2 separate regions of the Homo sapiens genome follow, and region 1 is linked to region 2. Evidence: read pairs that join two places in POLR2A ChIA-PET (ENCODE). Cell type or tissue: Panc1. All regions are shown on one strand. Each heading gives the region's core, and the rest is flanking DNA. Links, peaks and the distances in the headings are about the cores only.

Region 1 (12,581 bases), core at 6,521-9,020, 90 kb after region 2:
TATTGAGTACCTACTATGTTTCAGCCCTTGCCAGGGTCCTATTAGGAAAAAATAGTGTGGCACATGCCTGTAATATCAACACTTCGGGAGGCGGAGGTGGGAGAATCGCTTGAGCCCAGAAGTTTGAGACCAGTTTGGGCAACATAGGGAGACGTCCTCTCTAAAAAAAAAATTTTTTTAATTAGCCTGGTGTGGTGGTGCACGCCTGTGGTCCCAGCTGCTCCAGAGGCTGAGGTGGGCGGATTGCTTGAGTCCAGGAGATTGAGGCTGTAATGAGCTATGATCGCGCTGCTACACTCTAGCCTGGGAGACAGAGTGACAGTGAGATCCTGTCTCCAAAAAAAAAAAAAAAAAAAAAAAAAGTATTTTTAAAACACATAGTATGGGCCAGTTTCTTTCACTTCTTTCTCTTGTGTATCGCTTGCGATGATACTGTGTAGCAGGTATTATTTTCCCTGATTTACAGAAGTGAGTGGAACTGAGATTCTGAAAGGTTAGGTAAATTGCCAAAGGTGACACAGCAACACTCCCTTTTGTTTTGTTGTTGTTGTTACTATCTATGTGCTTCGAACAGAGACCTATCGACTAGCTTTCCTAATCTTACTACCTTTCCTTCATGCTTTACACAAGAAAAGTCAACTTTTCTTAAGGGAAAGGTTCTTGTTATTTTGAGCAGGAAAGTAAATGACCAAAATTGTACTTTGGGGAAATTAACCTAAGTTTCTGTAGGATGTGCTGCGGGCCAGAGCCCAGGCCAGAGGCAAGGACCTTAAGCCAGGGCAGTAGCAACAAGCATGGGAAGGGGCCCGGCAGCAGGCCCTGGAGGCTGGAAAGGGCTTGTCAAATGTTTGGATGTGGTGGAAGGGAAGGGCAGCCTTGCCACCCTAGGTTTGGGACGCAGGGGACACAGGGGACACTGGCAGGTGGCGCAGCCTGGGTCAAACCCCTCACTCTCTGAGCCCTTCTTGCTTGGCACCCTTGCAAATAAATGCCTTCCTTTCTATTGCTGCAAAAACCTCGGTGTGGATATCCGGTTTTACTGCACAGGGTGAGTGGACCCAGTTTGGTTCCATAACACTGTCTCCCTCTATCCCTCGTTGGTGACCTCCGTGTAGCAGGTGCTAAAAGCTGGTTCACCTGTGGGGCATGTGTAGTTTTCAGAGCGCCTGTGGGGTCTCGTCCAGACTGGGAGGCTCTGACTCAACTCCCCACCTTCTTCACTGCATTCCTGCCCCCAGCCTTGGGCTGCTGGCCTCTCCTCCCCTAGCTGGCAGAGGAATGGGAGAGGTGGTCCAAGCCCAGCTGCCTTCCACTGTGCCCACTACTTCTCTTACTGCACCATGTCAAGGGGACAGGCCACTGCTCGGCCGTTCTCTCTCTGCTCTGCTGTTGCTCCTTCTCAGTGGAGACTAGACCCCAGCCCGCGTTTGTTCACATGCCACATCTTGTGCCCTGGCACAGGGCTGTGTGGAACAGAAAGGCATCGTGAAGGGCAAGACCTGCATCACTCCCCAGTGGGCAGAAGCCTCACCACTCCAGTAACCTTCCTTCACAGCCTTCTTCGAGGGCTGGAGGGGCGGTGGTGGGGGGTGGAGTCAGAGGGCAGTCTTCCACCTCAAGTCAGCCTCGAGGAGGGGTCTGCTCCCAGCTCTCAGATCTTGTCTTTAGAACGAGTGCCAGTTAATTCCCAAGTCTGAATCCTACTCATTGATTCAGGACAGCAGAAAAACTCCCACTTCCCACCCCTGTTTCTGGAAATGACCACAAGCCTGGCTACAGGGCGACCGAGACCATCATGGGTGGACTACGCACGTCCAGCTCTTAGTGTGGTCTCCGTGTCTCGGTTTTCTCTTTTGACTTCTCTTTTGGAGCTCTTGGTTGAGACACTTGGTGAGTGTGGACTTTTAAGGTAAACTCTGAGCTGACCAGGACTGGCTGGTTGGTCTCTTGGGTGCTATGCAGTCACAGAAGCAGGTAATCAAAGAACAAACAGTCCTGTGGTGTTTGGAGTCTCCCTTGGCTACCGCCAAAGCCTCTGTTTGATTTCTTGCATGGCAACAAAACCAGGAGGGGAAGCTGAGTGGCTTCTGGAATAAACTTTGGGTGTGAGACGGGATTCAGGCTGTGGCTAATGTGCTGGAAGCACGCACAGTTGTGACCATCAAGTATGCAGGAAGCAATCATTCTCCTGGCTCTCCTGGGTGCCATGTCAGGTAGGAACTCAATTTTGCTTTGGAACCTTGCTTGCCTACTTGGTCTGCATAATACCATTGAATGACAATGTCCCCCAGAAAGGAAATTGCCCCTGGGAGGCTTGTTCAATTGAGGGCTTAGCTGCAGTAATGAATGAGGTGATGCCGCTCCAGGGAGCCCTGGGGGACCAGGTAGGAGCCCTGGAAAAGAGAGATGCTTAAAGAGCCTAATCTAATCTATGTTGGTGTAGACTTCACTTTCCCTCTTGGGTTAACTGGCCTGCATTTGGTAGTCCTCCTGAGATTTAAGGTTGGGAAAATAGTGTTCATAGCAGAGCTTTGTGAGTATGTCAAGTGAGTCTTTGTGGAGATTCTGGCCCTTTTCTGGAGGCTCGTAGGGCAACTTGAGGTTGACAAGTGATCCTTTGAGGAAAGTGAGTTACTGAGGGGGTGTCTTCCTCTTGAGCAAAGAAAACACCTTCTGATAGAAGGGTCAAAGACTCAAGCTAGTGATCATTTTACTCTCTCTTCCTCATTCAAGGGCATCAAGAATCTTAGATGATCTTTTTAATGTCAGCTTGGATTATTGAAATTGAGATTTTAAAATTAAATTTTATTTCTGAATAGGTAGTATATGCATAATATATTGAATTTATGTTAAATTTGCAAATTAATTTAGGGATAATTTACATCTTTGACAAGTTATGTAGTAAAATACTTAGAAGAGTGTCTGAGTACATAGTAAATGCTTAGTAAATGTTAGTGAGTATTATTTATGATCTTGAGTCTTCCTAATCCAAGAACAGGGTTCTAGATACTTGTTTGAGTCTTCATTTGTTTTTCTTAGGAGTATTTTGAGGTTTCCTTCATATAGATTTGGTACATTCTTATTATGGTTATTTCTAGTTCTTTTACTTTTTCTTTTTTTACATTTGTAAATGGAATCTCTTCTTCCCTACATCTTTCAACTGATTATTGTATGATGTATGGAAATCTGTTAACAAATTATCTTATTATTTGGCATGGTTTTTCAGGTGATTCTCATGAATTTTCCACGTTTGAAAAAATGAACATTTATATTCTTCTTCTCCTATGTCTATAGCTCCTATTTTTTTCTTATCTAACTGCCAGGCCTGGACATTCTGACCATTATTAAATAATGACAAGAGTGTAAATTCCTGTCTTGTTTCCCATTAAGCATGATGTTAACTTTTGGTGTGAGAGAGAAATGTTTTATATGTTAAGGAGGTGGCTTTTATTCTTATTAATATAAGAATATTACAGTATTTATTTCTAAATAAAAATATAATAAAACTAAATGTAAGAATATTCAAGTACTTATTTCTAAATAAAAATGGATTTTTAAATCAAACGCTTTTTCAAGATCTATGAAAATGACCATTTAATTTTCCTCTTCGATCTGCTAATAAGATAAATAAATAACTGGGTTTCCTAATATTGAGCCCTCTTCTATCTTGGGCTTTTCAACTCAGCAGAGGGCAGGATGACCTGTGAATGTGAAGTGGGCCATGAGCAGTTCAGACTGTCACTTGAAGTAAACATTTCAGATTTCCCCCAGAAATATGGGCTTTTAGGGCCACAATCATTTGAGTCGAGGTGACTTTTATTGTCACTGGGGAAAGAGTGAGGTTAGGAAGAACCCAATTTCTTATACTGAACACTATCATTTGGAATTTTATCAGAAGTGTGAAAGGGATAGATCACAAAGGTTTGCAAGAAATACTTGAGATTTCTTATTTAAAACACACAATAGAATCCCTTAGGTCAAATCTTGTTTTTGGAAGGGCTACTGTGACACAAACTGTTTCTTTTGTGAGTCTGAGAACCTGGTCATTACCCTCACACTCCAACACCTGGGCTACAGAGGCTTCTAGCGGGGCAGCCACATCAGCACCCCTTCAGGCTGTTGGAAGCAGGCATCACTATAATAATCTCAAATAAAGTAACATACAGTAAAAAATTAGCAGAGCATGAAGACGGGTGCCTATAATCCTAGCTACTCAGGAGGCTGAGGCAGGAGAATCGCTTGAACCCAGGAGGCGGAGGTTGCAGTGAGCTGAGATTGCGCCATTGCACTCCAGCCTGGGCGACAGAGTGAGACTCCATCTCAAAATAAGTAAATAAATAAAGTAACATAGAGTATCCTCTTTCCTTTCATGTGTTCTAACTCCTATGCTTCCTTCAAGGCCCAACTCAAGCCCCACCCCCCCCCATGGAGTCTTCCTGGATTGACCTAGCTCCTGGGGAGTGCTCCTGCTGTTGCACCCTGGAGCTCCTCTTGCCTGCACATGGACTGCCTGCAAAGAGTTCAGTCCAGCACCTAATGCAGATTCAGTGCTCAGCCAAAAGTAGCATGAGCTATCATACTGTAATTCATCTGTTATATGGCCATTTCTGCCTCCTCAACTAGAATGTCAGCCCTGCAATAACAGATTTCATATATCTTATTGCTCATTGTCCCTGTGTGCCACATATATAGAGGATATCCAATACATATTTGCTGTTTTTATTTTTATACTTTTTGAGTCTGGTATGGTTTTTTCCCCACATTTACTGATACACCCCAAATGTAGAGCTTTAGATCTTCTTCCTGCTTGATATTGACATTTAAATTCACTTCTGTCCTTTCCACCTCCTATGAAGATGAGTTTCCCTTTGTGAAGCTATAGTGCCTATTCCACCAACAGCTTACAAAGGGAGGCTCTACAAGAATATAAACTAGACAAAACTTTCAACTGCCCCAGTGGAAAGAGTTGAGACAAAGCAGTCATCTGGCTCCATCAGTCCCAAAGGATCACATGTGAGTCCCAGAAGATGAAGGACATAGAGAAGGACCCTTGGTATTTTTAAATCCACTGCACATGGAAGCTGTCTATGTTTTGAAGAAGCATCCAAGGAACCAGCTTTTGTATTACCCTCCTGGAAATGAAAAATGCCAGGGTATTTAATGAAAGAAGGGATCCTTGGGAGCCAGAAGATTCACATGGACATGAAAAGGTACCAAACCCATCCAACTGAGTTTGTCCGCAAGCTCTGGGCAAGAGGCAATCACAGCTTTCTTCAGCCCATCATCTGTGCGTGGTTCTCTGCTAGCCAGTGTTGGCAAATCAAACAAAGGCCCAAGACTGAGTTTCTTATTCTCCTTGGTAATTAAAATGTAAATGCTTCTTAATGCTCTCATCATATGAAAAGGCTGGAAGATGCAATCCATTTCTAGAAAGTCTTTCTGTCAGCCAATTAACCCTATGTATCAGGCCCAAAGAGTGTTGCAAGAGGTTTCTACTTTTTCCGTCATGTCACTTTCCTGTTCAGAGTCACCTCAGAAGAACAAAAGACAGTCCCTTCTCTCAGCTCTTCCTTGCCCATGGCAACCTCACCCCCAGTGCAAGCAGTCAGGCAGTCACTGGAATCCATCCACTTTCGCCTCCATGTAGTTGGAAGAGATTTGAAAGAAACAAGCCTTTCTCAGGCCCACCCCATAGTGATGCTCTAAGATAAACACGTCTGTTTCTTGCCAGTTATGACCTAGCTGGTGCAAAATTAATCTTGGTTTTTGCCATTGAAAGTAATGGTAAAAACCACAATTACTTTTTTTTTTTTATTATTATACTTTAAGTCCTAGGGTACAGGTGCACAATGTTCAGGTTTGTTACATATGTATACATGTGCCATGTTGGTGTGCTGCACTCATTAACTCATCATTTACATTAGGTATATCTCCTAATGCTATCCCTCCTCCTTCCCCTCACCCCATGACAGGCCCCAGTGTGTGATGTTCCCCTTCCTGTGTCCAAGTGTTCTCATTGTTCACTTCCCACTTATGAGTGAGAACGTGCAGTGTTTGGTTTTTTTGTCCTTGCGATAGTTTGCTAAGAATGATGGTTTCCAGCTTCATCCATGTCCCTGCAAAGGACATGAACTCATCCTTTTTTATGGCTGCATAGTATTCCATGGTGTATATGTGCCACATTTTCTTAATCCAGTCTATCATTGATGGACATTTGGGTTGGTTCCAAGTCTTTGCTATTGTGAATAGTGCCACAATAAACATACATGTGTATGTGTCTTTATAGCAGCATGATTTATAATCCTTTGGGTATAACCCAGTAATGGGATGGCTGGGTCCAATGGTATTTCTAGTTCTAGATCCTTGAGGAATCGCCACACTGACTTCCACAATGGTTGAACTAGTTTACAGTCCCACCAACAGCGTAAAAGCGTTCCTATTTCTCTGCATCCTCTCCAGCACCTGTTGTTTCCTGACTTTTTAATGATCACCATTCTAACTGGTGTAAGATGGTATCTCATTGTGGTTTTGATTTGCATTTCTCTGATGGCCAGTGATAATGAGCATTTTTTCATGTGTCTGTTGGCTGCATAAATGTCTTCTTTTGAGAAGTGTCTGTTCATATCCTTCACCCACTTTTTGATGGAGTTGTTTGATTTTTTCTTGTAAATTTGTTTTAGTTCTTTGTAGATTCTGGATATTAGCCCTTTGTCAGATGGGTAGATTGCAAAATTTTTCTCCTATTCTGTAGGTTGCCTGTTGACTCTGATGGTAGTTTCTTTTGCTGTGCAGAAGCTCTTTAGTTTAATTAGAACCGATTTGACAATTTTGCCTTATGTTGCCATTGCTTTTGGTGTTTTAGACATGAAGTCCTTGCCCATGCCTATGTCCTGAATGGTATTGCCTAGGTTTTCTTCTAGGGAAAAACCACAATTACTTTTACACCGACCTAATATAATGTACAGAATCACTAGTTGAATCACCTTTCCTTCTGTGTCCTATAAAGGGCTCTTTTCTGTTAATCTTGCTTGGCCTGGATTGTTCCTTGTTCCTCCCAAAAAAGGGGGTGGGTGAACATCTCATTCAGGAAGAGGTATATATTGTGGAAATTAAAGAAATAGGAAAAAGTTGCATATGTTGAAACAACATTTGACAATGCTTTATAGTTTACTGAGCATATGCATTTTCTTTTCTTTCTTTCTTTCTTTTTTTTATTTTTTATTTTTTTGAGATGGAGTCTTGCTTTGTTGCCCAGGCTGGAGTGCAGTGGCGTGATCTGGGCTCACTACAACCTCCACCTCCCAGTTCAAGTGATTCTCCTGCCTCAGCCTCCCAAGTAGCTGGGATTACAGGCAGCTGCCACCACACACTGCTAATTTTTGTATTTTTAATAGAGGTGGGGTTTCACCATGTCGGCCAGGCTAGTCTCAAACTCCGGACCTCAGGTGATCCACCTGGTTCGGCCTCCCAGAGTGCTGGGATTACAGGTTGAGCCACTGTGCCTGGCCGAGCATATGCATTTTCTTATGTGGCATCTGTGCTGTGAGAATAAGTTTCCATAGGCCTGATATTAGCCTGAATTTTTCTGCTGAAGTTCGTGAACCACACTGACCCCTAGTCAAGGCATGAAGCATGCTGATTAATAGTGTTGCTTTGGCTAGGTGCGGTGGCTCACGCCTGTAATCCCAGCACTTTGGGAGGCTGAGACGGGCAGATCATGAGGTCAGGAAATTGAGATCATCCTGGCTAACACGGTGAAACCCAGTCTCTACTAAAAATACAAAAAGTTAGCCAGGCGTGGTGGCGGGCACCTGTAGTCCCAGCTACTAGGGAGGCTGAGGCAGGAGAATGGCATGTACCCGGGAGGCGGAGCTTGCAGTGAGCAGAGATCGCGCCACTGCACTCCAGCCCGGGGGACAGAGCGAGACTCCGTCTCAAAATAAAAATAAAAATAAAAAAAGTGGGCCGGGCGTGGTGGCTCACGCCTGTAATCCCAGCACTTTGGGAGGCCGAGGCGGGCGGATCACGAGGTCAGGAGATCGAGACCATCCTGGCTAACACGGTGAAACCCCGTCTCTACTAAAAATACAAAAAAAAATTAGCCGGGCGAGGTGGCGGGCGCCTGTAGTCCCAGCTACTCGGGAGGCTGAGGCAGGAGAATGGCGTGAACCCCAGGGGGCGGAGCCTGCAGTGAGCCGAGATTGCGCCACTGCACTCCAGCCTGGGCGACAGCGAGACTCCGTCTCAAAAAAAAAAAAAAAAAAAAAAAGTGTTTCGTTGTAACCGTGGGTCCTAGGAGTTTCTGAATGGTTTGTAGCAGCTTGTAAGCGTTGTTTATTGATAACAGTGGGATTGATTATTTGCACCTGGTCTCAACGAGGACCTTCTGTGGGTTCTGCCGTTGAGGCCAGTTATAGAACAAGAATATGCCTACAGCAAAATAGAAAAAAATCCCAGTAAAGACTCCATAATTCCAAGATATTTGTGCATACATTGGCTGTTCCTGATCCAAGACAGTGCATTCTTCCGTCCCATAGAGAAAAGACAACAGTAAGAGCCTAGCCTGCACCTGGCCTCTGTGGATCTCCTGCTGAGGCAGCCTTCAGCTGTAGTGCATATCCTTACTTTCATGTTGTTGCTATGCTGTATCCGTTTTCTGTAATAAAACTGTAGATTTATAAGCATTGTCACTTGGGTCCCATGAGTCTTCTTTAGCAAAGGAACCCTGTTTAGTGGCTACTGTTAATGTAGCACCATAGCCCTGAGAGACAGAGTTGACAGGAACCCCCAGAGAAGTCAAGGGACCAGCCTAAGGTCACACAGTCAAGCAGTGGCAAAGCTAAGACTTGAAGCCAGGGGTCTGATTCCAAATCTCTCGTTCTTTTCACAGAACTGATTTTGTTCACTGCTGTTTGATTAGGTACTAGAGAGAATGAAGAGGTAGCTATTGAGTGATGGTCTCAGGGAGTCCTGCTCTGTGTATTGAAAGCAGAGCTCTAAGTTAGAGCAGCTACACCCCAAGAAGAAGATGGCATCACCCCACATTCTTGACCCGCATCTCCACTTTCAGTGTCAAAGGTCCAGGGTGGCCAACTTCCTCCTCTCTGAGACTGTGGAAGGCTTAATTATCCCAACATAGGCTCCCAGGGAAGCCCCATTGGTCCATTTCTGGAGAGGCAGTGATTCAAGGGAGACAAGTGAGCACATCCTGCATCCAGATCTTAGCCACAAGCAAGATGTTTCAGTGGGCGCCATGGCTGACAATAAATCTTTTGCATGCTCTTTCTTTTCCAAAGTACGTGCTTCAAGCAATTCTAATTTGATTCTTAATTAAGATGCATGTGTAAGTCAAATTCCATTAGAGCCTCCTTCTTGCTCTCTAGCACTCAGACCACCAAAGAAAGCCTGGAAGACCAGCCATGGAAGGAAAGTATGCGGTGTTTTAGGGAGAGCTGGCACCTGGCCTCTAATCTTCCCTCTGCCATTGACCAGATGGGTGCCTTTGGATACATCACTTAAGCTTACCTGTATAACAGATGGGTTTAACATTTTGTGAATATTGTATCTTATTCATTACTCTATTTTTAGGGTATGGACCCTAGTCACTTATTATCCTTGCTATTGCTATTATTACTACTACTACTTCTTTTACAAATAGCAATAGAGCTGGAGAAACCGGATTTTGAATTAAGGTCAGGAGAACCCAGCTTGGCTATCTTTTTAAAAAAATCAGTATCCCCAGCACTTTGGGAGGCCGAGGCAGGTGGATCACAAGGTCAGGAGATCAAGACCATCCTGGCTAACACGGTGAAACTCCGTCTCTACTAAAAATACAAAAAAATAGCCAGGCATGGTGGCAGGTGCCTGTGGTCCCAGCTGCTCAGGAGGCTGAGGCAGGAGAATGGCGTGAACCCGGGAGGCAGAGCTTGCAGTGAGCCAAGATCGCGCCACTGCATTCCAGCCTGGGAGACAGAGCGAGACTCCATTTCAAAAAAAAAAAAAAAAATCAGTATCCCTAGGACTGCCTAGGTCTGCCTCAAAGGACTGCCTAGGACTGCTAGGTCTGCCTAGGTCTGCCTCAAAGTTTTAAGGATTCATTTGCATGACCCTGGCACACACGGCCTTGCCCTGGGAAGAGAGGCCACCTGAAAAAATGTAGATCATTTCTAGCAAGAATATCGGCAGAAAGGGCATATCCAAGGACAGTCTGGCTTTCACCATACATGGGACAGGCGGTTCCCAATAAAAATTGCTTGAGAGTCACTGGCTATATCCACTTCTTCAAAAATATCTCTCACTGCCATTCAAAATATGACCATTCAAGGAGGACGATAAAAAACACTCTGATTTAAGGAGACATCATGGAGCTGTCCTTGGAGTCAGATGCCTAGGATTGGAATGCTGGATCTTTCATGGAATTAGTCTCTCAGACCCAGGAATTATCAAAGTTATGATCAATTCAAGAAAATCAGTGGATATACTTCTAGCAAAGCAAACCAGGAGCTATCAGCAGGCAATATTTGGGGAGCATGGCTTCTCTACAGTCCCCAGCTCCCCAAAGGAGCTGCACTAAGGTTGGGAGGCACAGTGATCTCTCCACTCGGGGTGAGGCTGTGGAGAGCCCTGAGTGGAGCTTAGCAAGTCCCTTCTACCTGAGCTCACACCACGCTCACACTCCAGCACAATTCTTCGTGTTGTTCCAGAAACAGCCTCTTACAAATCACATCATCAAGATCTAACATCCAGGTTAAAGGTCAATTTCTTACCAGCCCCCACAGCCATGTTGTTGCAGTGTCCCAGGGTGACTGAATAACTATGATGCATCCTATGTGCATGGTCATGTGACAGGCATGGAGTGACCGACTGTCTGTAGTAGGTATGTGTAGTCTGTTAGGTACAAGATCCAGATACCATGAGCCAGGGCCCTCCATGACTGTTCCCTGAGTGGTATAATCTCAGATGTGTGCAATGGTGACAGCAGTATAATCTCAGATGTGTGCAATGGTGACAGCAGTATAATCTCAGATGTGTACAATGGTGACAGCAATACCTATGTCGGAGGATTGTGCTGGGATTAAGGGGATCAGGCAGTCAAGGAGCTAGCATGATGCCAGCTGAGCAGGTGCTTGATAAATGAAATGGGTACTTATTTTAGTCTATTCGTTTGGGCTAGGCACGATCTTACCCTAGGCTATTATTGAGAAAAACATAGCAAGTTCTAACTTTGCTTGTTGCCTGGAGGGGCACGAGTCACTGGAGAGGGTTGGAGGGGGCAAGGGAAGAATATGGGTGAGAATGTGGGCATCCCATGAGACAGATTGCCAACTTTCCATTTCCTGTACAGCTGTCCTTGTCTTGCTAAACAGTGAGGGAACACTCTCATGAACAGCTCAGAGAGGTATGCATTTGCGAGAAAAGAGAATGGGAGGGAATTATGCCCCAAATACCCAACCCATCAAAGCAATAGAGTATTTTGCTCATTTTGAAAAACTGTTTTTGAGAGCTTTGTCTCTAAATACTCCAACCATACTCTTTCACTCCTGGTTTTTACCATAAGAATGCTATAATATCAAAGTCAATTGTAATAGATTTTTAAAAATCTATTCATATTCGCATCACCCTAAACTTCAGCTGTTTTGATATTTCTGAGTCCTTGCACAGTCCTTGTCCATAAAACTTGATAATTCTGCGAGCGACAATAACTTATGCATTATGCATTTTAGCCTCTAAACTAAATAAGATGACTTTAGATTTTAAAAGCTTGTATCAGTGAATGTGCTTATATTTCAATTTTTTCCTCTTTTCCATTTACTCCTCTGCACTCACCCCACCCCGCACCAACTGAAATAAAACATCCTGGTTTGTTTGTTCCTAGAACATTTATACCTTTCAGTGGGACAGAACCTTCTACTGTCCCTACCCACTCCGTGCCTCCTACTTGTTCAGGGTTTTCTTCTCAGGGTCTGATGGTGGCTGAGATTGGGAAGCTGGCTGGGAAGGGGGACCTGTGTAAATCTTGGCTCTGTTATTTATTATTTGCTGTGTGGATTTCAGCTCAGTTTCCCCATCTGTAAAATGACATTAATACCTGTCTGAGAGGAGTGTTTGAGGAGTAAGTGAAATACAGGATTTTACATTTTGCACTTATTTGTAACATTGGATAAATGATCATTGTATTCGTTTCCTAGGGCTGCTGTAACAAACTATCACACAACAGAAATTTATTCTGTCACAGCTCAGAAGACCAAAAGTCTGCAATCAAGGTGTTGGCAGTGTTGGTTCCTGCTGGGGGCTCTGAGGGAATATCTGCTCCATGCCTACCTCCTAGCTTCTGCGTTTGCTTTCCATTCCCGGGCTTGTAGCTGCATCACTCGTCTCTGCCTCCATTATATCATGGCCTTTTCCCCTCTGTGCGTGTCCTGTCTTCTTATGAGGACACTGACCACTGGATTTAGGACCCACCCTCATGCAATATGACTGCCTCTCAACTAATTACACCCATGAAGACTCTATTTCCAAATAAGATCATTCTTGGCTGGGCATGGTGGCTCACGCCTGTAATCCCAGTATTTTGGGAGGCT
Region 2 (12,581 bases), core at 3,852-6,351:
GAAACAGGGACTGGGGGGAAAGGATGTGAGTTTTGTGTGTGATAGTCATAACGCATCACCCAGACCTGAGAGGTGACAATCCTGTGCTATACCATGACCTTTACTCAACTTTAATTTAAAGATTTCCACAGCCTCATCATCTTTTATGGACACGTTGCCAGTAGCCTGATAACTGGGTCTTGCAAGCACTTAGAGATCTCAAGAGTTTGTGTGTGAAGAAAAATAATCTCTAGTGATGCTTCCCACTGCCAACACACATGAACATTTAACACAAATAAGCTGCCACTTGTAAGAAGTCCACTTGACATCAATCCCTCGTGCATCCTGAAGACACCTGTCAAGATCACACTAAGATATTTAGAAGCAAACATCTTTAGAATAATGTTTTGTTCCCAAAGTGCTTAATTAGCAGAAACATTATGCTAGGGAACTGTCCTTGAATATGTACGCATTTTAACCTTCATGTTATTTTTTCTGAAGCACAAAATTTCCTCTCAGTGGATGGTCAGGAAATGATTGGGCACAGAAAACCAACCATCTGAAGTGTTGATTCATAAAATGAGTTCCATCTTTCCACGCAGGCTTCAGCTGCCTTCCAGGGTGACATCCCTTTTTATGAGGGGGACCATTCTTTGGCATCTAATGGCCTTTTCTCCATTCATTTGGGATGACCAATGCACCTATGGCCTACTTATGTCTGAACTCTTTCAATACCACCAACCTCTTCTGTCCCCTTGTGCCATCTTCCCACCCCCAATTTCAGCCAATTATGTTTATAAGACATCAGTTAGTGAATCACAATTCAAATGAATCCACCTATTTGCTTAGCAGCAAGTGGCCCCCGGAGTTGCTCCATTTGAAGCCCATAGGCCAGAGTTACATACGGCAGGCTTGCAAATGAGAACAGGATATGATTTATTTATGACGACCATATGTGTTTGATGCCCAATTGCAGCAGGTTGTGGCTTCTCTTGCATATCTTGGTCTGGGATGACCTATCTACTCAGTGTGTCCCATTTCAGGTACCGTATTTCCATGCTGGGAAAAGAGAGATGATGACTGCTGAGGGGCTGCACATACAGATGCTCCTAACCCTGCTTGCCACATAACAATCTGTGACCAAATGCAAAGTGGGCCAAATGTAACTTGCTGCAAAGGTTTGCCATGTACAATGGTTTTCAGTGGTGAGTGGAGAAGTAGCTGCTGGAATGACTGACCATGTGGGGTTCATTAAGCTGTTGTGCATTCACCCACGAGAAAGGCTGGGATGCTTGTGAAGGGAACTCCACTCTTCATTTCAGAAATTTTAACGCCCCACCATTTGGCAATGATGCTCCCAAGGAGAATGGCAGATATGCATCAGAAGGTTCAAACGTGGAGTCCAACTGAAGTGCAGTAAACTTCTGCCTTCAACAGTCTCACCCCCCTTTACCCCCCCCCCAGTTGTATTTATACTTTGAAAGAAGTTAACATGAAGCAGTAGTCACCTGGGCGTGCTCAATTTTTGACAAGCCTTAGTCACTCTGTACCCAGCAGAACAATTCACATTATATTCGAAATCCTGTGAAGATTCTGCCACACATGCTAACACTAAAATGCCAGTAGCTCCACTTACCTTCTTTATTAAGCCTCATAACCTCCCTGCTTTTTCCACCCTCTTTTCCAGCCTCTTCTAAATCTACATCTGCAGATGAAAAAGAAAAGGAAAACAGAAAATAAGGAAAAAAGGGGGGAAAAAAGCCAAAGTCAAGGGGGGAGGGAGAGTGTTTATTTGCAAACAGATCGATATAAATACTGTATATGAAATTCTTTCAAAAATTGACAATGCAACATTTTCTCCCAAGTCTGGGTTTCCATCTACCTGGCCCAGATAGGTACCCAAAAAACTATGCAAGCAGCAACAAAGTAGCCTTTTAAACGGACAACACCGTGGGGCTGCGAGCCCACCCCGCGGGCTGCCACGGGGAGCCGGGCACAGACAGACAGACAGCCCTGGCAGCCGGGCCTCTCCCTGTGCATTGATGATCTGTCTCTGTGTGTATTTATTTAGAGAGAGAGGGAGAAGCATGGAGGACACCGGGGGCCACTCTCTCTCTCACACACACACTTTTTCCCAGTGGCTCTAGGTGAATGGAAAGGTTACAGGATAATAAAAGGAGGAGGAGGTGGTGGGGTTCTTACTGTCGGAGCAGTGTAATTTGGCGGCGTCGATCCAGGAGGACCAGGGTTTGCCCAGAAACGCCTCCGGACTGGGCACTTTGCGATCCAGTGTCGCCATTGCTCTTCCTTCTTGTTGCTTTTTCCCTGTTCCTTCGGCAGCAGCAGCCGAGAGACACGGGATTCGAGAACGCTCCGACGTCATCTTCGGAACGTTCCGACATTGAGTGTTCTGAAAGGGGGAGGGAGGGAGGAAGGGCGGGATGGGAGGAGGGCGGCGGAGGAGGAGGGGAGAGGGAGCGGAGGAGGGGCGGGCGCTCGGGCTCCCGGAGCCGGCTCGGTGGGGCTCGCGCGCCCGCGGCCGCCAGGGGCAGCAGAGAGGCACCTGCAGTCCGCGCCCGCCCGCCCGCCGGGGCCGCCCGCCTGCCGGGGAGGGGCAGCGCGGACGGGCGAGCGCCGCGTGCGGGAGAGCGAAGGCTGCAGCGCGCCCGGCAGCCGGGATGCAGCGGCGCCGCCCAAGCCTGGGGCGCAGGGGTCGGGGCACACGGGGATAGGCCCGACGCGGGGCCGAAGGAAGGGTGGTCTTTCCCGCAGAGTTGCCGCTGGAGGACCGAAAGTTTTGCAGGCAGCCCTTGCTTCCAGCTTGTCGCTCTCTCCCCGCGTCCCTGTCGCCCAACGCGAGGCGCCCCCGCTGGGGTCCCGACGGCTTGGTGGGGAGGAGCCGTGAGGGGTTGCGCCCCCCACCCCCACCCGAGCCAGGGAAGGGACCCTGGTGACCTCGCCTCCCAGCCCTCACCCCCGTCACCCCTTTCTTCTCTTTCCTGGAGGACTTTGGACCATGGAGATTCTGCAGTTGTTGCTCTAGGAGCTGAAACCAGTGGGTAGATGTCGTTCTGAAACGCAGGTGAGTTTGGAGCGCTACGAGCTACCTTCCCATCTCAGGCTGCGGGGCGTGCAAAACTCAAAAGTTAGGGCCCCCGGACCCCCGGGTTCCCCGCGCGGTGCGTATCTCCGGCTCTCAGAGAACCACTGCATGGACTTTGCTCCAGGGTCAGCAGAGCGGGAGGGCGAATTTACGGCTCTTGGAAGACGACGCTAACGGGCCTAGCCCCTGAGCCGTTTCCAGCGCTCCCTGCCGTGAGACGAGGGTGGCCCGGGTTTGCGCAGGCAACCTTTGGCCAGGAATCTGATTCCTGGGAGAATTCACTTCAGGCTTAACTGCTCTAGCCAGCTAGAAAGGGAGCGCTAGATTTCCTCTGGATTTTGGACGTTGGGTGCTTTAGTTGAGATTTTCACCCTTTAAAGAAGGCTTTAAAAAGTCTTCTGTTACTTCTTTTTAACAAATCCTTTTGTTTACTAGAATTATCTAAACTATATGGACACCGCCCTCACCCCACAAGCGACATATTTTTTTTTCTCTTTCGCCAGCACCCTTTTAGCTCTCACCACTGCTGTTTCCCAAGTTGTCACAGCTGAAGCGCACTGATTGGAAGTTGCTTTGTACTGACTGAGTTCTGCCCTGGCTGAACCATCTAATAATTTCCCTGAGCTTGGCACCCTGTATCGCTAAGCCAGTGTTAGGATGGGCGATGAAGGAGGAGCTGCGGATTTGCCTTTAGTTGTGATGTTTGTGTGAGTCGGCTTGTTTGTGTCAGACTCAGATAAACTGCATTTGCCTTTGCTCTCTTTCGAAGGGCTCCTACATAGCTAAGGTGTCGCTGGGTGAAGAATTCCCATTGTAAGAATTGGTGGTGTTAACAAATATGTATTACTTGTTGACCTCTTGTTATATGCTAGACCCTGGGCTTGACATTTCCTTCCTTCCTTCCTTCCTTCCATCTGTCCATCTTAAGTCAACCAATATTGCCTGTCATGGAACAGCTGTGCCCTCCTGTCAGGAGGGAAAGATGAGTGAGACCCATCCTCACCCTCACAGAGATGCAGTCTGGTGGTCTCTGGAAGAAGGAAGTTGTGAAACTTACCGATTCCTTGGGAAAACAGGCAGGTACACAGGGACTGGCCTGTGCAGTGGGTGGGGTGGTCTCTCAGCTGTGCCAGTTCATAGAGGAACCGAAATCTAGTTAGGAGTGAACAGAAACTGCGTAACAGAAGATGGGCTCTGCTCTGCATCTTGGAAATTGCCAAAGATTTGTAATGGTAAGGTGAAGACTGGTCTTGCGGAGGGAGGGGGAATAATGGTATTAGCAGAGGCTTCAAGCTGAGTATAAACATGGTGTGTTTGGGTGTTGAGCATGGTTTGCCTGGGATGGAGAATTGTTACTGGGGGCTTGGGGGTGATGCATTTTGATACCCAGGCCTGGATCAAATTATGGAAGGCACCAAACGGCAGCCTAAAGAGTCTGGATTTTGTTTGACAATGGGGAGCTACTGAAGGGCTTTCTGTACCATAAAGATAAGTTAAAAGTGTGAGTTAGAAAGATTGGAGTACGGAGCCTGGTTAGAAAAGTAGTGCTGCAATATTCATGGTGTGAAGAGATGAAAGCCTGAACTTTGGTGGTGCTATGCAGGTAGAGAAGAGGAGACAGGTGTGAGACTGTGAAGAGAGCACCTGATCAGAGGGTGTGCTGTTGGGCTAGATTTAGAGGTGGGGAGAGAGAATGCGAGAGCTCTGAGGCATGAGTAATTAGATGCTGGAACACTTTCCCTTTCCCTTCTGCTTCCCTATTTTCCCTCTATTTATTATCTATTTTGATGTTTATTCCTGTGTTGTTGTGCATGCAAGGAAGGTGTAGGCAGCAGCTAATGTGGCCCCAAAGGTCTGTACCTCCTGGTGTTCATGCCCTTGTGTAATCCTCTTTTCTTTAGTGTGGGCTAGACTTAGTCACTTGCTGATAACAAAGAGAATATAGCAAAAGTGGTGGGATGTCATTTCTGAGGTTAGGGTACAAAACTGCTGTCACTTCTGTTGCTCTCACTCTCTCTTGCATGCCCTGTCTTGCTCTAAGGGAAGCCCACTTCCATGTTGTAAGCTGCCTTATGGAGAGGACTGTGTGGCAGGTAACTGAGGGAGGCCTCTGGTCATCAGCCAGTGGGGAACTGAGGCCCTCAATACAACAGCCAGTGAGGAGCTTAATCCTGCTAGTAGCCATGTGAGTGGGCCACTTGCTGGGAGTCAGTGACTTGAGCTTCCAGAATGCTGTCTCCTCTTCTGGGAGCTACTGTAAACCACTCAAAAAAATCAAAGGTGGCTTATCATCAGAAGTCAGGACACCTCAGTTATAGTGAAGCAAATCAGTGGTTCCATATTTTAACATGAGCTTACTTTCCCAGCAGAGTCTGTCAAGTGGAGGTTACTACACAGGACCTTGAAGAGAGTCTGACAGCCCAAATATTATTTCCTTCTATTTGGGATGATTTTACTCCACAGTACGGTAAATTGTGGGCTAGAATCTAAAAGTGATTTAGCATCTCTACAAAAGAAGACTTCACAGGCATTGCCACATTTAATTGATAACAGAGTATGTCTACATTGTTGCAGTTAGTTATGGAGTATAATTGTAGAGTTGCTTTACTCTAAGCCTTCTCCAGTCTCTCCATTGACTATAGACATAATAATACTGACTTGTTGAAACTATAACCCATCTATGACTGTGTTGGATAACATGACTGTCAATCAAATTGCATAACTGAGAGGCAGAGAATAAAGAAAGCATCGCTCATCAAACTACTAGACATTTACACTTGACTTTGGATGAAAATTGAGGTCAGTTGGAAGTAGTGTTCAGGTTTACATGCTGTGTATGTATTATATACATATCAATACTCATATATCAACTATATATGGTGATCGATTTATTACAGAATTGAATTCCTTTTGGTAGTAAATAATTACAAATGCTGTTAGAGGCAACAAGAATCTAATACATCCTTAATAAGGATAAAGTGACCTGTAAAACAGTAATTTAAAGCATATTAGTATAATGTCTATGTGATAAAACTATCTAGCAAAGGCAAAACACCCTCTTCCCCTCATGATTAATGTTTAGGAAGAAAAAAGGATGTAAATATTTTTATTGTTTTATTATCTTTCTTAGGAAAATGACAGTGTGGTTGGTTTAATTAAAAGGGAGAGTCTCCCATAGACCAAATAAAGAAATCTGTTCTGTTTTAATGACAATGGAAAATACCTATTTAACTTGAATAACACCTGGTTCTGTAGAAATGTGCATCTATTATGTATCCTGCATTCACTTAGTCTGATTCATGTGCTGTTTCACCACATTACTGAAAAGAAGAGAAGAGGGAATGTTAGCTCTCTCATTTGAGGATATTAAACTCCTGCCGTGGTTGAGGCACGGTGTGAGCACCCTACTTCCTACCTAGACTGTTGGGAGTTACCTGGAGGCAATGAGGAGAAAATGACATGTTCCATTAGAATGAGGCATCCCTGGAATTATTTGATGTTCTTTGCCTTAATTGAATCCATCTGTCCCATCTGCCACTCTTCTCTCTAAATTTATTTCCCTAACCCTTTCTCCCTGAGAATTATAATTTGGGGGAAATTTGTTACCTACATTGTTACCTTTTATAAAAGCTCTCGGCATCTGGAGGGCAGGTGTGCCTTCTACTCTGCCTTGCTAGACAACTTTACCTGCCTCTTTCCTGCCCCTTGCAGGCTGCTGGATTAAAAACAGGACTGGATAAAAGGCCCCCAGTAGCAACAGGAGTGGGAACGAAAATAGAAATTCCAGGCTTTTACTTATTGGTTTCAATACAGAGCCCTAGCCATGTGCCAGGCCTGGCTAACCGTGGACTCTATTAATAAATATAACTACACAAACATTTGCATTCTGACTGGGTCAGAACAGCCAGCACGGGAGTGTGTTATCTCAAGGGAAAGCTGTCTTAAAACTCTTGACTGATTCACCTGTGACTTTGGCCAGTTGGTGCTCCCTGGAACTGCTCTGGTGCTGAAGGTTGAGGTCATCTCTGTTCCCCAGAATGTGGCAGATCCAGCCCCATTCCTGACCACTATCCTTTGCAAGGACGAGACAGGAGAGATGATAGCTTCTCTTTAGGATTCTTGTAGAAATCACTTTTGGCCCTTAACCTACATATAAAGAAATTTAACATTAATGTACACATATTGATTTGAGCAAAGCCCATCCATATCTCCAAACCTACCATTTACTATGGTGCAGGAGGCAGTACAGGGTGGAGGCCAGAGCATAGGCTTGAGATGGGCAGGTATGAATTAGAATTGCCCTTTAGTCATTTGCTTGAGAACCTGCCTTGATCCTTCTGAACCTCAGGCTCCTCATCTCTGAAATGGGTAGTAAAGCTCTTCTCTTGGGATTGTTGTGAGGATTAAGTGAGATTCTGGATACTGAGCCCCAGGCATAGGGCCTGGCACACAGTGGACAGTGGTTCAATGTTCACTGTGATGATTACTTCAGTTTCAGTGCATCGTTTAGACAGCAGCTGCCAGTCAGAGACAGGCTGACACTGACCTAGGAGTAGCTCCTCTGGTTGCTTCTGACAGACATCCTTCTGCTTAGAAAGGAAACTTAAAGCACTTCTCTCTTTTACACGGAGCTGCTGGCCTGCATCAGTTATGTGGAGGCCTCTGTCTGAAACCTCTGCCCAAAACCTCCTCTTGACATATACATCATGGTAATATATAAATATACCTTTATTCAGGAAAGGTCCTAAAAGACCGTTTGCTATGCAGAGGGACTGCAAAATCCAGTTTGGTTGCAGACAAAACTGCCTTTGCATGATGAGGTAAATAGTTGTCTTAAAACTAAGTAGAGTGTGATTTCTGCTTGTTATTGTTTTCTTTGAAAAATTTGTTTCTTCCATAAAAGAAACTTGACAGTGAATTTTGAAAATCATGTGATATAGTTTGGCTGTGTCCCCACCCAAATCTCAACTTGAATTGTATCTCCCAGAATTCCCATGTGTTGTGGGAGGGACCCAGGGGGAGCTAACTGGATCATGGGGGCTGGTCTTTCCCATGCTGTTCTCGTGATAGTAAATAAGTCTCACGAGATCTGATGGGTTTATCAGGGGTTTCCGCTTTTGCTTCTTCCTCATTTTTCTCTTGCCGCTGCCATGTAAGAAGTGTCTTTTGCCTCCCACTATGATTCTGAGACCTCCCCAACCATGTGGAACTGTAAGTCCAATTAAACCGGTTTTTTTTTTTTTTTTTTGGAGACAGAGTCTTGCTCTGTCACCCAAGCTGGAGTGCAATGGCACAATCTTGGCTCACTGCAACCTCCGCCTTGCAGGTTCAAGTGATTCTCCTGCCTCAGCCTCCCAAGTAGCTGGTATTACAGGCATCCACCACCACGCCTGGATAATTTTTGTATTTTTAATAGAGATGGGGTTTCACCACGTTGGCCTGGCTGATCTTGAACTCCTGACCTCAGGTGATCCACCCACCTTGGCCTCCCAAAGTGCTGGAATTACAGGCATGAGCCGCCATGCCCGGCCTAAGCCTCTTTTTGTTCCCAGTTTTGGGCATGTCTTTATCAGCAGTGTGAAAACAAACTAATACATCATGAATAAACATGTTCTCCTCATGAGATAGTAAAACAATAGAGATAAGGGAGAAATATCCCCTTCAAATGTGGTCACTCCTGTACCCCCAGGTCTAAAGGCATTTTTCATACCATTTTCTACACATTTACCTACGGTATATGTCTGTCATTATGGGTGTAGATGATATTGCTGTGTGCGTTGTCTTTTTTTTTTTTCTTTTTAATGTGAATAGTATCACTTCACGGACATTTTTCTGTAATTTTCTTCTTTCACACGTGCTGTTAAATGTTATTATGTGTGGAAATACCTCATTCTTTTAAACTGCTTCATGGTATTCCATAAAATGTTCCAGGGTCTATTTATCTGTTATTTTTATTCTTATTTATTTATTTATTTATTTTTCGAGACAGAGTCTTGCTCTGTTGCCCAGGCTGGAGTGCAGTGGCGCAGTCTCGGCTCACTGCAACCTCCACCTCCCGAGTTCAAGTGATTCTCCTGCTTCAGCCTCCCAAGTAGTTGGGATTACAGGCATCTGCCACCATGCCCGGCTAATTTTTGTATTTTTACCAGAAGTGGGGTTTCACTATGTTGGCCAGGCTGGCCTTGAACTCCTGACCTCAAATGATCCACCCACCTTGGCCTCCCAAATATTTATCTGTTAAGTTGATAGACATTTAGGTTTCTAGTTTTTATGAAAAATAGGTAGTCAACGTCTTTATTTTTATGTATGTTTCCTGGGCACGTGAGGAAGTATTACTACCCAGAAATAGAATTGCTGGGTATGTGCATTTTTAATTTTAATAGTTCTGCCAGATTGTCTTCTGAAGTAGCTGAGTAATTTATACTTCCACTAGCAGTACAGAGATGTGCCCATTTCCTTAATTAATGCTCCACATTTTCAAACCTTTTAAATTTTGCAAATGTTATGAGTAAAAAAAATTTGATTTGTATTTCCCTCATTTGTGGTGTGTTTTTGAGCATTTTCCTCTCATGTTCATTGTATTTGTACTCTGTAAATTGCTGTTAGTATCCTTTGATGATTTGTCATTGGTATTATTTAGAGCTGCTTATTGATTTGTAGGAATTCTCTATGTATTCTCGATTTGGATCTTTTCTCTATTTGGAAACAATGTAATTTTCCACCTTGTTGCTTTTCTTCTTTTGACCTTGTTTATGGCATCTTTTCCACACACGCTTTTTCTCCCCTTTGGAAATAGTCGACATTTCAGGCTTTTCCTTGAGGCCTTTTGTTTTCTGTGTCTTGCTTAAGAAGACCTTCACTTCCTCAAGGTCATAAAATAGTTTCTTATATTTTCTCTTTATGCTTTATAGGTGTTTGGTTTTTTATTCAGATCTTGGATCTTTTGGTTAATGATGTGAGGTAAAAAGTTAATTTTCAATCTTTTTCCAAACAGTTACCATTTATCCTGAGAACCATATATTGAATAGTTTATCCTTTCTGTAGAGATCTTTCTTATGCTTATTTTCCAAACACCTGGGTCTGTTTCTGAGCTCTTTTTCTGTTCATTGTTTGAACTGTTTCTTTTCCTGCACCAATTAATTACTCTTCTTTAAATAATATGCTTTGTGGTCTACAAAAAATCTTTTTCATTATAGATTTAGTAAATTCTATCTCTAAAAAATTATTATTATTATTATTATTTTTATTTTTTTTTTTTTGAGACGGAGTCTCACTCTGTCGCCCAGGCCGGACTGCGGACTGCAGTGGCGCAATCTCAGCTCACTGCAAGCTCCGCTTCCCGGGTTCACGCCATTCTCCTGCCTCAGCCTCCCGAGTAGCTGGGACTACAGGCGCCCGCCACCGCGCCCGGCTAATTTTTTGTATTTTTAGTAGAGACGGGGTTTCACCTTGTTAGCCAGGATGGTCTCGATCTCCTGACCTCATGATCCACCCGCCTCGGCCTCCCAAAGTGCTGGGATTACAGGCGTGAGCCACCGCGCCCGGCCAAAAAATTATTTTTTTTAATTCCTGGGAAGTGTGTTATACATGACATTGTTCAACATTTGCCATGTCTAGAAGATCATAGGAAACAGAGCCTCACCTCATGCCCACAGGATGCTGTAAAGATGGGCCCAGCGACTACAGCCACCTCGGCTCTTGGTGAAGCTTCCCCTGAGATGATTTTCCAAGACAAATATCTCAGACTTGGGGAACTGAATTATTGAGAGATATTGTCTTCTAAGTTTCTAAAAAGGCCAACCTCTGTGGGTGGTGGTTGGGAATTTTCTTGAATGATGTGGACGCTCCCAGCTGTCCGTCAGGCCAGAAGGGAGAAAGTAGAGCCATGGAAAGTGAAGGCTGGAGGAGAGGGAGACAGCAGACCTGAGACAGGGCATGGAACCCCTGGGCTTCCCAGAGGGGAAGGGACTGAAGGTCTCCCTGGGTGGTGGGAGAGAAGCAGGTGGACCCTGTGGGCTGGGAGCTGGGCCAGGCAGCGTCTGGAAAGAGGACCTGTCTGGAATGACCAAGGTGTGACTCTGGAATCCTTCAAATCCAGTACCCAGTTGTAAGGTTTTCTGTGTTGTCATTTCTTTTATTTTACCCAAGTTTTTATTAAATGACCTAGCCTTCGATAGCTGTGCTATGGGAAACTAAATTATGAGTTGATACTGCTGTAGGAGCCACAACAGGAAGGCTGCAAGTATCCAGCTTCATGCCAGCCCTGTGTGGTAACAGCACCATTATTCAAGAGAAGATGGCAATGCTGGGAACCTGGCAGGCAGCCAAGTACCAAGTGAGCAGAGGGGGATGCCTGAGCTGTGATGTTGTCCTTAACACTTTCCCCCAGCCCTACCTTTTAATACCCTGCAAAGGAGGAAATCCTGGAAGTGAGAGACCAGAGTCTGGGTTTTATTTATATGACAGGAAGTAGAAGCTAGAAACTTTAAGGTCACAGAACACCCATAGTAGAACTTAAAGTCCAGGTCTCCTTTGGTGGGAGGCCAGCTTGCTGTTTCCCAAGAATGATGCTACGGCCATAAATTTGAATTTCTGTGTAGGCCAGTGTTTCTCTACTGTGGGCAGTTTTGCCACCCCCTCGTCCCAGAGGACATTTGGCAATGTCTGGAGACATTTTTGGTTGTCATGACTGGGGGGTGAAGGTGCTACTGATATCTAGTGGGTAGAAGCCAAGGATGCTGTTAAACTTCCTACACTGGAATGCACAGGACGGCCCCTACCTCAAAGGTTGATCACGTCCAAAATGATAGTGATGAGATCGAGAGAAACCCTGATGTAGGCCAGTTAATTTTAGGTTTTCTTTTTTTTTTTCTTTTTCATTCCTGGATAATAAATGCCTAACTCTCACCAACTACCTTGCCATCATGGGCTTCTTCGATCAGAAATCTAGTAAGAGAGTATGGTGGGGGCTGCGAGACCCATCATCACTACCAAAAAACATGAAGTCTTTTCACTTTCAATATGTGAAGACCTAAATTATGTAATTGGATGAATGATATTTGTAGAGTCAAAGAGAATGTGAGTTCTCCGTCTTATGGGTATAGTTATTATGTAATAATCAAGTAATGTGGTCTTTTATTGTCTTAATCTTTCACAAACCATTGCTTTCCTACTCCAATAGGAAGCCTGATCAGATACTAGATAGCTCTTATTATTGCCAATGTATGGATGATGAAACTGAGGCTCAGAGAGGAAGTAAAATAAAGCATGGCTCCCCCCTACTGGTTTACTATATTCCAAAGTTATTAAACACCTGGCCAGCACTGCTGTGTAGGTTGTACACTGCACAATTGTGTCCCTTCTAAGGAGTCAGTGTTCAAATCACAGACATCAGAGATTTATTATGATAATTTTTCTGGCAGATGGCAGTAAAGTAGCTTATTCTAACAAAATTGGGAATATAAAGACTATTTTCTAACAGATGGAAGTAGTTTTTTGA

What was found. ChIA-PET counts read pairs that join two places held together with the same protein. Peaks named below come from ENCODE experiments on the same cell type or tissue, not always from the same donor. Only the 100,000 strongest peaks of a DNase experiment are listed, where the experiment ranks them.
Region 1: POLR2A ChIA-PET joins it to region 2 with 7 read pairs; 4 of 35 experiments call an interaction of 5 or more read pairs at or near these places.

What each region holds. Positions count from the first base shown.
Region 1 is chr7:105,961,152-105,973,732 of GRCh38, forward strand. It overlaps CDHR3 (cadherin related family member 3), which reads left to right and starts at 2,113. Exons shown (of 19, transcript NM_152750.5): 1 at 2,113-2,213. The coding sequence starts at 2,168. RefSeq lists enhancers at 666-1,617, 1,618-2,569 and a silencer at 2,152-2,446. In Panc1, for the core only: no CTCF peak of the experiment used is centred there; no DNase peak of the experiment used is centred there.
Region 2 is chr7:105,874,197-105,886,777 of GRCh38, forward strand. ATXN7L1 (ataxin 7 like 1) reads right to left here and starts at 2,403. Exons shown (of 12, transcript NM_020725.2): 1 at 2,182-2,403; 2 at 1,616-1,684. The coding sequence starts at 2,362. RefSeq lists silencers at 2,446-2,655, 10,556-10,739. In Panc1, for the core only: no CTCF peak of the experiment used is centred there; no DNase peak of the experiment used is centred there; H3K4me3 peaks cover 1,616 bases; H3K27ac peaks cover 368 bases.